2 separate regions of the Homo sapiens genome follow, and region 1 is linked to region 2. Evidence: chromatin loops called from intact Hi-C (ENCODE). Cell type or tissue: mammary epithelial cell. All regions are shown on one strand.

Region 1 (5,000 bases), 650 kb after region 2:
ATTTACTCAAAGTTGGGATTGTGAACCTGTCAGCAAGTTTGGCTCCAAATAGATGACGGTTTGACTGCAGTCACAGTGTCTAATGTAAACCAGCAGCTCTAATTATAAACACCATCAGAGAAGGGGATCCACTATACATCCAAATAGTTGTCAAATACATAAACAAAGGAATAAGTGAGTGTATTAATGTTCCATCTGACAGCTGGGGCACAAATCATCCCTGAATTCAGAACCCTGATAGGCAATGATGATCTAATTTGTTCAAATACCAGTCATCAGATACAATGTTTTGTTAATTTCTGGAGGTGTTTATTCTAAACTAATTCAAAGCCTGTAGTTTTCAGAAGGCTTCCACATGTAGGGTCAGCAACCTCATCTTGTAGAACTGCCTCTGAATAGAGAGTAATAAGATGAAACAGTTGTGTGTGTGTGTGTGTGTGTGTGTATTTTTTTAACCACACAAAGCTCAATCCAACTCTGTTGGACAATGTCTCATAAACTCAGTTGTTCAAATGAAATAAAATTTTACCTGTAAAATGATATATTTATTGACAACTTATAATAAATCATTCATAGTAAAAAAAAAAGACATCAAATTGTCTAGAAAGAAGCATAGAGATTAGGGGCCTGTCAAATCAACTTTATGGTGTACTAAATGGTGTAATTAGGACACACAAAATTTAATTTTCAAGATATGAAGCAGCTCTTTACTGGAAGATTCTAATGCTTCTTCCTCAACATTTAAATAAAAGTCTTAGAATTCAATTATTTGGTAAACACAGCACTCATCTTTCTCTTTAGCTCAGTAGTGGATTTCTGTATGTCATGTTGACATTAAGATAAAGACATATATTCTAGACCTTATTTTTAAAAAATTGTTCTCTTAGATGTTCACAAGAGCTCATCTTTCCTTAGCCATTGCAAAGACAGCTTACTGAACACCTGCCATGTGCTAAGTGCCTTGAGCCATACCCGGTGAGATACCAAGAAGTGGAGAAGTAGGAAGGAACCCCAAAAAAGTCTTAAAAGTGAATATATATATATGTACATATACACACACATATATATGAATTCATATATATATATATATATAAAGTTTAAAAATAGTAACCTATAAAAAATCCATAAAAATGAAGATCAATGTGAAATGGGAAAAATTGGAAAGATTTGTGCGGGAGGTGGGAAGTATGATTTTTATCTTGCTACTTAAAGTACCAGACTGACATGGAGCAAGAGAAAAGGTGTAACTACAAGATTTAACTTACTACAGGGTTAATGTTAGATAACAGAGAAATAAGATGGGTATATTTACAAGGGCCTTAAAAAGTCCAAATTTGACCAAGGTGATCAAGACAATAGAGAAATATTACAGATTCTTTTAAGATTAAAACAGCATTTAAGGAGATTCTTCTGGAAATATAAATGATGCAAGTATAAATGATGGATTATAGGCAGGAGATTTAAGAGATGCAGAAGCTATCCAGAAAGGGAGATGCTTTGGCTTTTTAAGCCTAAAGTAATGAATGTCTGAAGTTCCAGAAATCACAATGGTATAAATAAAGAAGAAGTGTGACTACATTTCCAAGTAGGAAGTCTTGATATGACAGAAAAGTATTAAAATATAGGGTATATATGGGATATATGAGACATTTTCTGAAAGATTCATAGGACTTTGTAAATTAGTTGTCTGACTTCATTTTTAACTGGATAGCTAGAAAGAATGATATCAAGGATATGATAGATCATTTTCTCTGGTCTTTATGTGTGTCTTTATGCTGATGATGATAGACTTTAAGGAGTCTATCTAAAAAATTTGTATCTAAAAATCTATCTAAAAAATCTTAAAAAATTTAGCAGATCTATCTAAAAAATTGTAAAAGCTTTTCATGGATAACTCATAATTTTCAACAATGAGTTTATAATTTATCTAAAATCTGCTCTCTTTATGTGATAGATTTTCCTGATAGTCTCATTCTAATTCCTGCATATACAACAATTTATCAGTGATTCACATTATGCCCACATTTTATTCAAATACTAGGATCCTCACTCCTCACCCTCTATCCATTGCTGCTTTCCAGACAAAAAAAGTTAGCAATGGATAGAGGGTCTCACTTTTCCTACCCTAGGTTTTTACAGTCACTCCTCACTCCAATGTGATCTCTAATTGCTATGAAGCTTCTTTCTGCATTGCAGATTTGATCATATTGGGCCCTAGCTTACAAAATGTCTCCCTCTATTGTCCACAATGTAATTCCTAACTCCCTAGTGACATAAAGGATCTTTTAATGTTTCATGCATTCAACAAATGTATGAACTGAAAACCTAAAACATGCCAAATGCTACCTAGGAGGGCTCAAGGAGAGCCAATGCTGTCGTGCGGACATGGTCTGACCCTGTTTAATTTAAAGTCCATTTGTGGGGAGACTGATGATAATCAAATAATTATGTCAAAATATAAAGTGGCAGTTGCAAAAGTGTTGCCAAGTGGTTTGTATAACAGGGATTTTACCCAGGCAGGGAAGTCAGAGAAGCCTTCCTAAAGAAGTAGTTTATGAACTAAAATCTGGAGGATATGTTGGTGAAAGAAGAGAAGAGTGGTTTTCATAAAGCAGGGGTTGTGGGAGAAGGAAGCGCTTTTGCAAAGTTTTGTTGCATATGTAAGTGCGCTAGGTAAGAGGGTCTTTAAAAAGTTCAATTATTCTGGACCAGAGAGAGTGTGGGGCAGGATGTTGCAAGACAAGGCTCAAGAGAAGGAATAGAAACCGTAGAGCTTTGTTGAACAGCGTAGACTACTGAGTATGTCTTAAAACATTGGGAAACTAATGAGAAGTTTTATATAGGAGGGTGACATGATCATAATTCATTTAGCAAAGAAAAAATGGTGGACTGGCAGGAGGTGATTAACTTGGGCAGACCAAACAGACCAAGAAATGCTTGTTAGAACAGTTGTGATGATGGTGGCAATCTTGAAAATCTAAGAAAAGAGAATTTATTTCTAATGATGGAGATCTAGAAAATGCCTATATTTCACTAGAGTGTGAATGAAGGAAAGACGTGAATAAAGAATAGAAATAAGGCTAAAAAATGAGGAGGCAGAGGGAAGATAAATAAGAATCTAGGTCATAGAATCTGTGGCAGAAAGAAATCTATTATTGTTATGGGGACTTTAGAATCCTCATCCATTAGAACCACCATACTTGCTACCCAGGAATTACAGTTTTCTCAGCAGCATTCTTACATAGATTAAGAAGTGTCGTGATCCCATTATTCCAGGATGCATAATATTACAGTTTTTCCAAGTTCAACTTGAGGACTACCTGCATTAGAATCAACAAATATTAAAAAAAAATCTTGAAATAGAAGTAGTTCCAGATTCTGTATTTTTGTTTAAAAAAAAATGAACTCCTGGGCTAAAGCAATCCTCCTGCCTCAGCCTCCTGAGTGGCTAAGACTACAGGTGCATGCTATTGTGCCTGGCTCTGCATTTTTAACCGGTCCAATTAGTGGTCCTGACGAAACCTGAACTTTGAGAAGCAGTTTAAAATCTACTGAAATATGGATTTAGTGGCAAAAGTACTCAAAGTCTTGCATATATACAAGGGTTCATGCCCAAAACATGTCAAGAGGCAACATGATGTATTGAGAAAGCATTACTTTTATAGTAAGACTTGGAATTTAAATTGTAGTTGAATTGTTTGACTAAGTGATGTTATATAAGTTATTTAATTTCTGTAGAGTCCAGTTAAAAAACTATGTATTGGCTTTTTCAAGTCTCCTGCCTCTCATTAGTCAAAATTGCGTTTTCTATCTTTCTGGGTCTTTGTACACCATATCTATGAGCAGTTTTAAGGAATGCCAGAGGCTCTCTTGAGTCCCATCAGGTAAAACCTGGGTACTATGAAACCTCTGTGTCTCCCATGTAAGCTATGACCTCACCTGTGAGACTCTGAGACAGTTATTTCATAATAAAAATATATATTTTGACAATATGTGTAAACCATGAAAACCAGCAAGACACACACACACACACACACACACACACACACATTTTGTAATTGATTCAAAAAATGTCAGTAGAGCCACAATATCTAGTTATAAAATTTGAGCTTGAAGTCTGCAACAAAGTAGGCTATAAATTTACATACATGTGTTAAAAAGCTGAGTGACAAGTATGTGCCTAAAACTCCAAAGTTTATAGAAAGTTTCTTTTATGCTTGCAATTTTCTATTCAGATTTTTTCCAAAAGGTATGTAAAATAAAAGGGCTAAGTATCATTTCCTCACCTAAAATAGTGTTTTATTTATTAATTGATAAAATGCAATGGAAAATGAAATATTATCTAGATATAATGAAACAGTTGTCATTTTAAACAGAGCTATTGCAATATTTGAAATACAGTGAGGAATAAAGTTATTTTATTTTTGTTTACAAAATTAATCAGACAATTTACCCAAGTCATCTTGAATACTACTCTTTCCTGGATAAAAATTTAATCTGAGTCTGACAATTATGCACATGGAAAATCTTTATGCTGGGTTAGAGTGTCCCCAGCAGCTGGTTTACTTAGTATTAGTGATTTTCAATTGTTGAATATTCAGATTGGTAAATGTGCTGGAGAGTTTGAATTGCCAAACTTTTTTCTACCTCCAGCTCGTCTTATGACAATTTGCCTTCATTTTAAACATGTTATTATTAATCATAATTTAAAATTAGTGTCAAATTTATGAGGTGGCTTCATGAATTGACTGTACAAGGTTTTATTTTGTGTTAACAAAAATAAAAATAAATTGTAGCTTTCTGGTAGCTTGTGGAATATATTCAGATCTTAAAGAGGCAATGACTACTGTTTTCTAGGATCTCTTCCATCAGTTTGTTATGAGTTACATCCTGAAGTATAATCAAATGCCTACCTTGTTATAATTTATAAGATGATACTATTTTAAAATTATGACTCATCAGGAGAGTAGTTAAATTTTAATAATTATTTCCCAAAGCTA
Region 2 (5,000 bases):
TATTGATTTGTGAACGTTGAACCATCATTGCATACCAGGAATAATGCTTACTTGATTGTGGTGCATTAACGTTTTTTATGTGCTGCTGGATTTAGTTTGATAATGTTTTGTTGAAGATTTTTGTACCTATATTCATCAGGGATATTGGCCTGAAGTTTTTGTTACTTTTTCCATTGTGTCTCTACCATATTTTGGTATCAGGCTGATGCTGGTTTCATTGAATGAGTAGAAGAGTCCCTCTTCAATTTTTGGAATACATTCAGTAAAACTGGTGTCAGTTCTTCCTTCTAACAGAATTTGACAGTGAATCTACCAGACTGAGGACTCTTTTTTTTTTTTTTTGGTTGGTTGGTATGTTTTTTCTTAATCCTGATTCAATTTTGTAACTTGTTATTGGTCTGTTCAGGTTCTCATTTTCCTCTTCGTACAATCTTGGGAGGTTTTGCATTTCTAGGAATATATCCTTTTCTTCCAGATTTTCTAATTTGTGTGCATAGAGTTGTCCATAATAATCTCTGTGACCTTCTGTATTTCTTTGAGATCAGTTATATCATCATCAGTCATTTCATATTGTATTTATTTTGATCTCCTATTTTTTTCTGTGTTAATTAAGGTAGAAGTCTCTCAATTTTGTCTGTTCTTCCAAGACCCAACTCTTGGTTTAATTGATTATTTTTATTGATTTTTGCAACTCAGTTTTATTCAGTGCTTCTCTAATTTTAGTTATTTCTTTTCTTCTGCTAGTTTTAGGATTAGTTTGCTCTCTTTCATTCTAGTTCCTCTATGTGTAGAGTTAGATTGTTAATTTGAGATCTTTTTAACTTCTTGATGAAGGCCTTTAGTACTGTAAACTTTCCTCTTAACATTGTTTTAGCTTCATACCAGAGAGTTTGCTAAGTAATGTCCCTGTTTTAATTAATTTCAAATAATATTTACATTTCTGTCTTAATTTTGATGTTCACCTAGGAGTTATTCTGAGCAAGTTGTTTAATTTTCATGTGTTTGTCTTGTTGTGAGAGATATGCTTGATATTGATTTTTATTTATATTTCACTATGGTGCAAGACTGTGCTTAGTGTAATTTTATTTCTTTTTAATTTTTTGAGACTTGGTTTATAACTGAGCATGTGGTCAATCTTAGAGTACGTTTTGTGTGCAGATGAGAAGAATGCATATTATGTGTTTGTTGGGTGGGATAATCTGTAGATATTTATTAGGTCCAATTAATCAAGTGTTGAGTTCAAGTCCAAAATGTCTTTGCTAGTTTTCTGCCTCAGTGATGTGTCTAAAGCTGATAGTGAGGCTTTGAAATCTTCCTCTATTATTGTTTAGTTATCTACATCTTTTGTATTTCAAGAAAAACTTGTTTTATAAATCTTGGTGCTTCAATGCTGGATGCATATCTATTTAGGATAGTTACGTCTTCTTGTTGAATTGTACCTTTTATCATTACGTAGCCCTTCTTCTTCCTTCTTAATTGTTATTGGTTTAAAGTCTGTTTTATCTGATATAAGAATAGCAACTCCAACACTTTTTCTTTTTCTATTTGCAAGGTAAGTCTTTCTCTATCCCTTTACTTTGAACTTGTGGATGCTATTACATATTAAGTGGGTCTTTTGAAAATACCAAATGGTTGGATCTTGTCTCTTTTTTAAAAATACAGCTTACCACTCTGTATATTTTAAATGGGGGCATTTAGGCGACTTACATTCAGTTTTAGTACTGCTATGTGAGACTTTGATCCTGTCATTATGCTATTAGCTGGTTCTTATGGAAAGCTGATTGTGTATTTGCTTCACAGTGCCTTTTGGCTATGTGCTTAAGTGTGTTTTTGTGATAGCAGGTGTTATTCTTTTGATTCCATGTTTAGTACTGCCTTAAGGACCACTTGTAAGGCTTTTCTAGTTGTAATGGATTCCCTCAGCATTTGTTTGTTTGAGAAGAATTTCATTTCTCTTTTGCCTATGAGGCTTAGTTTGATGGAATATGAAATTCTTGGTTGTAATTTCTTTTCTTCAAGGATGCTGGAAATAAACCCCAATCTCTTCTAGCTTGTAAGGTTTCTGCTGAGATGTTGGCTGCTATCCTGATAGGGTTCCCACTGTATGTGGCCTAACCTTTCTATCTTCTTTTAAGAATGTTTCTTTCACATTGACCTTTGTGAACCTTATGATTATGTGCCTTGGAGATGGTCGACTTTTATAGTATCTAGCCTCGGTTCTCTTTATTCTTGAATTTGTATGTCACCCTCTCTATTGAGATTAGTGAAATGTTCATGGACTATCCCCTCCAATATGTTTCCAAGTCACTTACTCTCTCTCCTTCTCTCTCAGGAATGCCAGTGAGTCATAGGTCTTATCTCTTTGCATAATCCCGTATTTCTCAGAGATGTTGTTTATTTTTCAATATTCTTTCTTTTTTATTTTTATCTGACTGAGTTGATTTAAAGAACAGTTCTTCAATCTCTGAGATTCTTTCCTCAGTTTTTTTTTCCTGCAATTAATACTTGTGATTATATTATGAAATTCTTGTAGTGAATTTTTCAGTTCTTTCTTTAAATGCCTATTTTGTCATCAGCTCCTGGAGATCATTATACTGGGTTTCCTGGCTTCTTTGGATTGCATTTTATGTTACTCCTGAATATCGATGAGCTTACTTACCGTACAGATTCTAAACTCTATGTCTGTCATTTCTGTCATTTCAGTCTGGTTAAGAATCATTGCTGGAAAGCTAGTGGGCTCATTTAGAGACAAAGGAATGCTTTGGCTTTTTGAATTGCCAGAATTCTTGTGCTGATTCTCTTTCTGGGAGAGCTGGTGTTCCCTTAATTGTGGGGTTAGTTGAGTACAGTCAGTCAGGTTCTTATCCAGGTGCTTTCAGAGGGCCAAAGCTCTGTATAGGATCTTTGTGGTTGGATTTTTGCCCTTGGTTTCACAGGGGTGTTACACAGTCACTCAATACTTTAGGTATTGTAGTTTGAGATGTAATCCAGTAGATGGCGCTTAAAATTAACGGTCTGTAGGCTGTTACTCGGCCGTGCAGCTCTTTCGTATTTCTCTGCATTCCCAGGCCTGCTCTGCAGTGGGAAGGGAGAGATGTCCTCTGACCAGGTCAACTCTGGGCCTTTGGAGACCCCCCTCCGGCCCCAGTCACTGGCGCCACACCTGCATTTCCTTTGGTGTTTTGGGCCAAACAGGCCGCTCCAAGAAGATAGGCCACACCTTTTCTGGACTGGCACTGCGGAAGGAGGTATGCTCCCGTCCTGCACCGTCCCATGAACCCATGCATCTCACTCCTCACAGTGCTCTGAGAGTGGGGCCTTCTCCCCCACTTGGATGCCAGCCACAGACCTTGGTTCAGCCCTTGCGAGCTGTATGCAACAGCCCTGGGACGTGAAACTGGCCCAGCTGCTCTGGGAATCCAAAGGGCTCCCACGTTGCTGGGAATATTGGGAGCAAATCACCCAGGCTGGGCTGTGGAGTGTGCGCTGTGCACACACTCTTGCGGTATGGCCAGGGAGGGACCTTGGAAGGGACTGGCATTCAGGAGTGCCGGCAGAACAGATGTGCCCCTGTCCTCAGGTAGAAACTGACTTTGCTCTCTCCTGGCCCGCAGTCAGCTGCTACTAGAGTTTCTTGGAGGACGATGGTGGCCGCTAGGGGGATGGGCACCTATAGCCACATTCCGCAGAAACTGTTCCATGAACAAAAGCCCTTGGGCTCCATGCCGGCCGAAGCTCTGACTCCTCCTACTCTTGGGCAGATCCCCTGCAAGCTGAAATATCCAATGGGGACATGGAATCCTCTGTAATTAAGAAACCAGCAGTCTGTGGCAAGAATGGGCTGTCCCTCAGTCCCTTCACTCACCCATTTCCCAGGAGCCCTCTGGGGCTGGGAACTAGCCCTAGCATTTGAGTCCCCAGCACAGGATTTCTAGCTTTCTCCCTCTTCAGCCTCGGAGTTTGCATTGCTTCTTCATCCTCTGAATTGAATACCTGCTCAAATTATGTTGGTTTACATGATATTTTGCTCTCTCTTGGTGAAGGCAGCGCTTCCTGGCTGGGTCTAGTCGGTTATCTTGTCCCCCTTCTCTACCATCATTCTTGATGTTAACTTTGACAGCTTGATTAAGGTGCTCTCTAGTAGCCTTTATCATTGCAAAATTGGGTTGTTGTTGTTTTTTCCATTTTGAGTACCTATTTCATGGGGAAATCCTTTGTGTAATAACTTATTCCTCATCAAATATTTTACACACCAGTTTTAGTACACATTCACAAATATATTTCTGCATTAATCTTTACTCTGAAGGTTGCCAAATGGTGATTTTTAAATAGGTATAAATGATAGAGATGCTTTATAAAAAGAGATATACTTTAAATTTCAAATACACTATAAATGAGATCCTGTTATATCTTTCATTATATAATCTACTTTTATTTTAATACATAACTTACATTTAAATCAATTAATACATACTTTTAATGGCTACATTGTAGACAGTTGCATGTAGTGTGATTTTTAGAACAAAAAATTTATATTATCTTTTGTTTTTTATAATATAAACAGTTTAATATTGAACATTTTTATACAAAATTTTTAAACACTAATAAACATTTTAAGATAAACTGTCAAGAGAGAAATACCAATAACACATTAATATGGTTTGGCAGTGTCCCCACCCAAATCTCATCTTGAATTGTAGTTCCCATAACCCCCACATGTGGTGGGAGGGACTCTGTGGGAGGCAATTTAATCATGGAGGTGGTTACCCTAATGATGTTCTTGTGATAATGAGTTCTCACAAGATCTGATGGTTTTATAAGGCGCTTTTCCCCCTTCTGTTCTGCACGTCTTCTCTCTTGCCTGCTACCATGTAAGAGGTGACTTTGCTCGTCATTCGCCTATCGCCATGAGTGTGAGGCCTCCCCAGCTGTATAAGAACTATGAATCAATTAAACCTCTTTCCTTTATAAATTACCCAGTCTCAGGTATGTCTTCATTG

What was found. A loop is a pair of places that touch in the nucleus more often than their neighbours do. Peaks named below come from ENCODE experiments on the same cell type or tissue, not always from the same donor. Only the 100,000 strongest peaks of a DNase experiment are listed, where the experiment ranks them.
Region 1: a loop joins it to region 2, with 17 times the contacts of the local background. A loop is called at or near these places in 2 of 110 quality-filtered maps.

What each region holds. Positions count from the first base shown.
Region 1 is chr3:85,191,526-85,196,525 of GRCh38, forward strand. The region is part of intron 1 of CADM2 (cell adhesion molecule 2); the gene reads left to right. Among named protein-coding and RNA genes, the nearest start is that of SNORA95, 130 kb to the left of the region's middle. In mammary epithelial cell, a CTCF peak has its summit at 2,240; no DNase peak of the experiment used is centred here.
Region 2 is chr3:84,545,067-84,550,066 of GRCh38, forward strand. No RefSeq gene overlaps it. Among named protein-coding and RNA genes, the nearest start is that of LINC00971, 320 kb to the right of the region's middle. RefSeq lists enhancers at 2,758-3,313, 3,314-3,868 and a silencer at 3,029-3,088. In mammary epithelial cell, a CTCF peak has its summit at 3,009 (motif pointing right); no DNase peak of the experiment used is centred here.